2 separate regions of the Homo sapiens genome follow, and region 1 is linked to region 2. A link is a contact called in ENCODE Hi-C or POLR2A ChIA-PET data. All regions are on one chromosome and are shown on one strand. The core of a region is the stretch at or near the end of the contact, and the rest is flanking DNA. Distances in the headings are between cores, read along the strand shown.

Region 1 (2,700 bases), core at 163-2,662, 54 kb before region 2:
CTCCAGTATCTATTAAATGTAAGCAATATTTCTAACCTATCACCAAGCAATTTTATTTCTATGTTTATTCACAAAAGACATGAGTGTTTATGTTCACAAAAAGACGTGTACAAAAGTATTTAAAGCAACATTATTAAAAATAGCTAAAATCTGGAAACAATTCAAATGACTACCCCAAGTACAATGGATAAATTGTGGTACATTTTACACAATGGAATACTACACCACAATGAAAAAGAGTGAACTACTGCTACATGCCACAACATGGATAAATCTCACAGAAATAATGTTGAATGAAAGAAAGCAAGCTGGGGCAACATGGTGAAACCCCATCTCTACAAAAAATACAAAAATTAGCCAGGTATGGTGGCACCCACCTGTAATCCCAGCTACTCGGGAGGTTGAGGCTAAAGTGAGCCAAGATCACACCACTGCACAGAGCGAGACCCTGTCTCAAAAAAAAAGAAAAGAAAAAAGAAATTACGAAGGCAAACAAAAAATAGTACTGGCCAAGATTCCAGTAATGTGAAGTTCAAAAATAGAACTAATAGATTATTAGTTCTCTTTTAAAGAGCGTTGAATGGGAAAAGGAGCCATGAAGGAGAGTTCTGGGTGCTGAAAATGTTCTTTATCAGGGTAGTAGGTTATGCTTGGGTTTCTTACAGGAAGCCGACTCTAAAACAGGAAAGGAGAGAAAGCCAAAGTAAACTATATTAACGTGGGGAGCTTTATAAATGACTTTACTTTGGGGCATGTTATCAGATACTAAGGCTAATATATTGGAAAGAATAAAACAAGAAAGGAGAGAAAGTCAATAGAGTGGTACTATCAAGCTGGTCGCCACTATGGAAAACTGGATCTGACCTCGCCGGAATCCTCTGATGAGCAATGAAGATCTTGCCTCAGAATTGTCCACCTGAGGGGTATGAAAGGAACACAAAGCCCTGACTCCCATCCCCTAATAGTCACGGATTGCCCATTGGGTCTTAATTCCCCCACACTTTCAGTTTTGAGCATTCATAAATGCTAAGTAGCTTCTCACAGGTGTCCCAACCACATTGTGAATAAAGACTTAGTGCAAAAAAGCAGCGGATATGCAGTGAGCTGAGCTGAGGTTCTGTAACCAAGAGCCTCACCAAGGGCTGGAGGAAAACAAATGGGCTGAGGTGTAAGGCACGGTACAAGAGATGTCTGCTACTGCTATGTTTTAAGGTCAAATGAAGAATATATAGACACAACATAAAAAATCAAATTTTTTTCCATAGGAAAACTTCAATATTCCACAGCCTGTTCAATAACTGTTTAACTTTCAGTGCCACCTAGTGGTGACATTCACAAGCATCATGTTACAGCTCTTTAACGGTTTCAAGGGAAAATCCTCATAATATTGTATGTGGTTCAACGTCACTCCATTATGAGTTGAAAATCCCGTGCCTGATGTAGAACACTCACCTGCAGTAACAGCTGTTCATCTGTTGGGACCCTTATCTTAACTCACCACTTTCAGAAGAGCAGACAAACTCAATTTGGTACTTGTAAGTAAACTATATTGATGTGGGGAGCTTTGTAGATAAGACCTCACTGTATATGGAGAATTTTAGCTGCCTCTGGGCTACTTCCCCCGTATTTTATCTCAAAGTTACCGTCATTGTTAAATGAGATCTCCATATTGCATCTGTAATCTAAAAATCCTAATTTCTCTAGCCTCCTGGAGTCAGTGTTTACTTAAATCTCCAAATTAAAGTATACCAAATGAATTCCATTAAGCCAAGTTAATTATTATAAAACCAAAGTTAAATAATGTTTTTCTCATTTTATCTTTGTTGTATTAAAAGTATATTCATTAGCATCAAGTCTTTTTCATATGAAAAAAATATTCATGGTGAAAAAAAACTAATTGGTGAATCAAATATGAATTTCACCTATACAAAGGGTTTGCATTTGTGAGTTTTCTTTTGTACCCATTATTTCTTAAAAATTCAATTTTTCTAGATTTCCAAATTGATTTCAATGTTTCTATATGACATTTTATCCATTATAATCCATTATAAATCATAGTTTGTGTTGGTTTTGCTGCTATTCATATTTATTTAAAGTTTTAGATAGAGCAAAGGTAGCTTGTTAACACATTAATGCATTTCTAATCAAATTTCCATGATTGTCCTTTGTCCTGAATTGGATTACCATATTGCTAATTTGGTTCTCTTACCAACTTTGCAAATTGTATACTATTTATGCAGGCTAGGGACTGAGTAAAAAGCATAGAATGGAATTAAATGTTCTTTGTTGTATAGACAATGATTATGTCACCTACAAATAAATGTAGTAGACTTATTATTTTCCAGTTTATGACTTTAACTTCTTGCCTTTGCCTAATTAATTCTTAACTAATGAGACTGGGACATCCAGTACAGTGCTGAATAGATATGCAGAGCACAGACATTCTTGCCTTGTTCCCAACATAAGAAAAGTGTACAATATCACCATTAAGTGTTATGTTAGCTATAACTTTTTGTTGTTGCTTTTTGTCAAATTGAGGAAATTCCTTTTTATTTCTAATTTACTAGTAGCTTTTTGTCATAAACAGATGTTGAATGTTTCGAAACTTCTGTTTATCCATTCAAATAAACACATGATTATTTTTCTATAATTCTCTACATTCTCCTATATTTTGAATATAGGAATTATATAGGAACAAAA
Region 2 (2,700 bases), core at 37-2,536:
ACAAAGGGAAGGGGGCCTTAAGAATGGGAAGTGGAGTGTATAACAGAGAAAGATGTGAAGAAGCAAAATACTTTGGAATTAGCTGGGGTAGGTATGGGAAGGAGCAGAAGCACACACAGAAAGGTAAAAGATAAATCGATGTCATTCTGCAATGTTGCTCACCTGTATATCTGTGTTCTCTACAACTGAACTCTCAGCATCTAAGATTCTAACTAATGCATCCCCACCACAGAGCTCACAGACCTCTGCACACAGCCAGCACTAAAGAGTTTTTGAGGGCACAAGAAGTTTTACTCTCTCTTCCCCCTCTTTCACCATATATCTCCCTGACGACTTCTTCAAACCTAATACATCAGTTTCCTCTCTTTTTCCAATTTGTTTCACTTCCCACTCTCTGACCTAGAAGTCAACCCAGGGTTAGGTCCTCTGTTAAATGACAGGCTGTGGAGGCCAGAGACAAAATGGCAGGTCTGAGAGTTCCTATCTAAGGCCACCAGACTTCAAAGAAGCAAAGAGGCTACAGAGAGGTAGAACATAGAGGTGGAACCAGAAGAGACAAGGATCGGAAGAGAAGCAGAAATAAGTGAAATGAAGTAGGATGGTTCCGATCTGCTCGTGCCTAAAAACATTTACTGTGGGATCCTTTTCTTAGGGTCCTTGGCGTGACTCCTGGGGCAAGGGCAGAGTGTTAGAGGAGCCCTGTCTAGGACAAAAACAAGAAAAGGTACTCACGAGGGAGAGAAGGATGAAGATTCCAGGAACTGCGTGTGAGAAAGAGGACAGAAACAGAGTATTTAAGACTAGTCGGAGCTAGTATGAAATAATAAAGGGAATCTGTAGGTATTATAGAGGGAAGCCAAAGATGTGGGAGGAACTGAGCGTTAACGAAGGCAAGGCAGAAAGTGACCCTAGAAATGCTGTCGGGTTTCCAGTCCCTGCTCACACTTCATTCAATGTCTCATCCAAAAGAGAAACAGCAGAATTAAGCCACACCCACGTAGCTAGTCCACACTCGATTCCCCCGTGCAAGCAACTTTTTCTCAAATGATTTTCTCAAAAATCTTCGTGACTCAACTAGTCGCGAAGATTTCCTCTTAAAAGAACAAACTGCTACCACCCTGCAAAAACTACAACACCCATAGTGCCCCGCGCACAGCCCGAGTGACCCATTCTCTTCCGATTCCCACCAGCTAACGGTCTTAGCCAATTTCCTCGGCCGGGAAATGATTTGGAGCACATGCGCACTTCCCCTCCTTGTCCTGGGCTGGCCTCCAACTTGGAACGCCGGCGAACCGCCTGACCTCTTCCGGCGGCCTCAGCCTGGGACGCATGCGCACATCGAGGCTCCCCGACATCAGGCGCGGGTCTTTAATTACATATTTTGCTATGCTCCAGGCTATGCATTTGGAACAGTGCTTTCCTTTTTATCTTTATTTTGTTTCTTTTGCTTAACTTCGGGATGCAGCAATGAAGTGTTATTAAAAGAGCCCTAAAGCTGAGAGTGAAATTTGGACTCTGTAACAAACCAGCTGTGGGGTCTTAAGCAAGTCACTTAAACGTGGGGACCTCGGCCTCCAAACCAGATGACACTCGAGGCACAGCCTGCCTCCTATCGCTGCTGGAAAGACTGTGGAAATGGTACTGTTGGTGCCCATAGACCTCCAGACCCCCATGGGACAGCAGCTGGGCATTCCTCCACCATTGAATGAAGTGTGAGCAGGGACTGGAAACCGGACAGCAATTCTAGGGCCAGTTGGAAGGAGAGGTAGGGAAAGAGAAGCTTCCTTCGCCTTTCCCTCGAGCCCACGTCTCATCAGTAAGCAATTCCTGACAGTTCTCCACCTACATATCTTCCCACTTTTCTCCATCCACACTGCCATTTCTCTATCTCCACTGCCATACCATTTTCTCTTGCTTAAATGATTTCCCTGTTTCTAGTCCCTACCCTACCGGCTGTGGGATCATTCTAAGATGCAAATTTGATCATTAAAATATTTCATGGCTTCTCTTGGCCCACAGAATAAAGTCCGAACACCTTAACAAGGCTGTCATTGCCTGACTTCTTCCTAGTCTTCCAGACTTCCTTCTCTCCCTCTGTGTTCCAGTCATCTTCAGAAACTATCAGTTTAACAAACCAGGCTGCCTCTTACTTCAAAGACTTTTTGCATGTAGAAACAACTTAATGAACATTCTGAACTCTGCTGAACATATTCTCAATGAGGTTTTAACCAGTGCCTTCAACCATACTCTCAGTTCTTCCAGCCCTGACGGATTCTGTAGTTTTCTGTTTACTTAATTATTAGAAGTCCAGTCTAATGCAGTCCACTTAAAATCTTACATCTCATTTCAAGTTTTGCAGTGAGATTTGCAAAACTTCCTTCCTTCCCCTCAGCACCAGCCAGACTTGAGCAGTGGAGCTTGGTTTGGGGAAGTGGTGTATTCTGTCCTTTAATAGAAGTCTGCCTTTCCCAAAAATACTTATTGTGTTGGGACCCTGAGGAAAAATCAGGGAGGGCTGGGAAGTGAGGGCCAAAAGTCATTTTGCCTAACTGGGCATTTAATTGCAATTGTCTGTTGGTTCTCTCCACCTCTCAGTTGAAGGCTGATTGGTCACGAATACCTTCCATTTGGAAGGTACCCAAATGCTAGTTCTTAATAGGCACATGGGTTAGTTCCCTGGGAGCTCTCCCCAGTACACAA

Evidence for each region. Hi-C counts contacts between places; a loop is a spot of excess contacts on that map. ChIA-PET counts read pairs that join two places held with the same protein, here RNA polymerase II (POLR2A). Pooled maps may share reads with other maps.
Region 1: a pooled map shows a loop between it and region 2 (2.8-fold over the local background). The contact joins two enhancer-like sites. A Hi-C loop is called at or near these places in 2 of 50 pooled maps. POLR2A ChIA-PET finds 5 or more read pairs at or near these places in 2 of 52 experiments (BJ and endothelial cell of umbilical vein).

Annotation. Positions count from the first base shown.
Region 1 is chr1:158,202,628-158,205,327 of GRCh38, reverse strand. No RefSeq gene overlaps it. Among named protein-coding and RNA genes, the nearest start is that of CD1D, 23 kb to the right of the region's middle. Within about 2 kb of position 1,412, at least 2 of the 41 ENCODE cell types and tissues checked have a DNase peak (open chromatin) inside an H3K27ac peak, as active enhancers do.
Region 2 is chr1:158,148,362-158,151,061 of GRCh38, reverse strand. All of the region lies in intron 1 of LOC105371460 (a long non-coding RNA gene), which reads right to left. Among named protein-coding and RNA genes, the nearest start is that of LINC01704, 9.1 kb to the right of the region's middle. Within about 2 kb of position 1,286, at least 22 of the 41 ENCODE cell types and tissues checked have a DNase peak (open chromatin) inside an H3K27ac peak, as active enhancers do.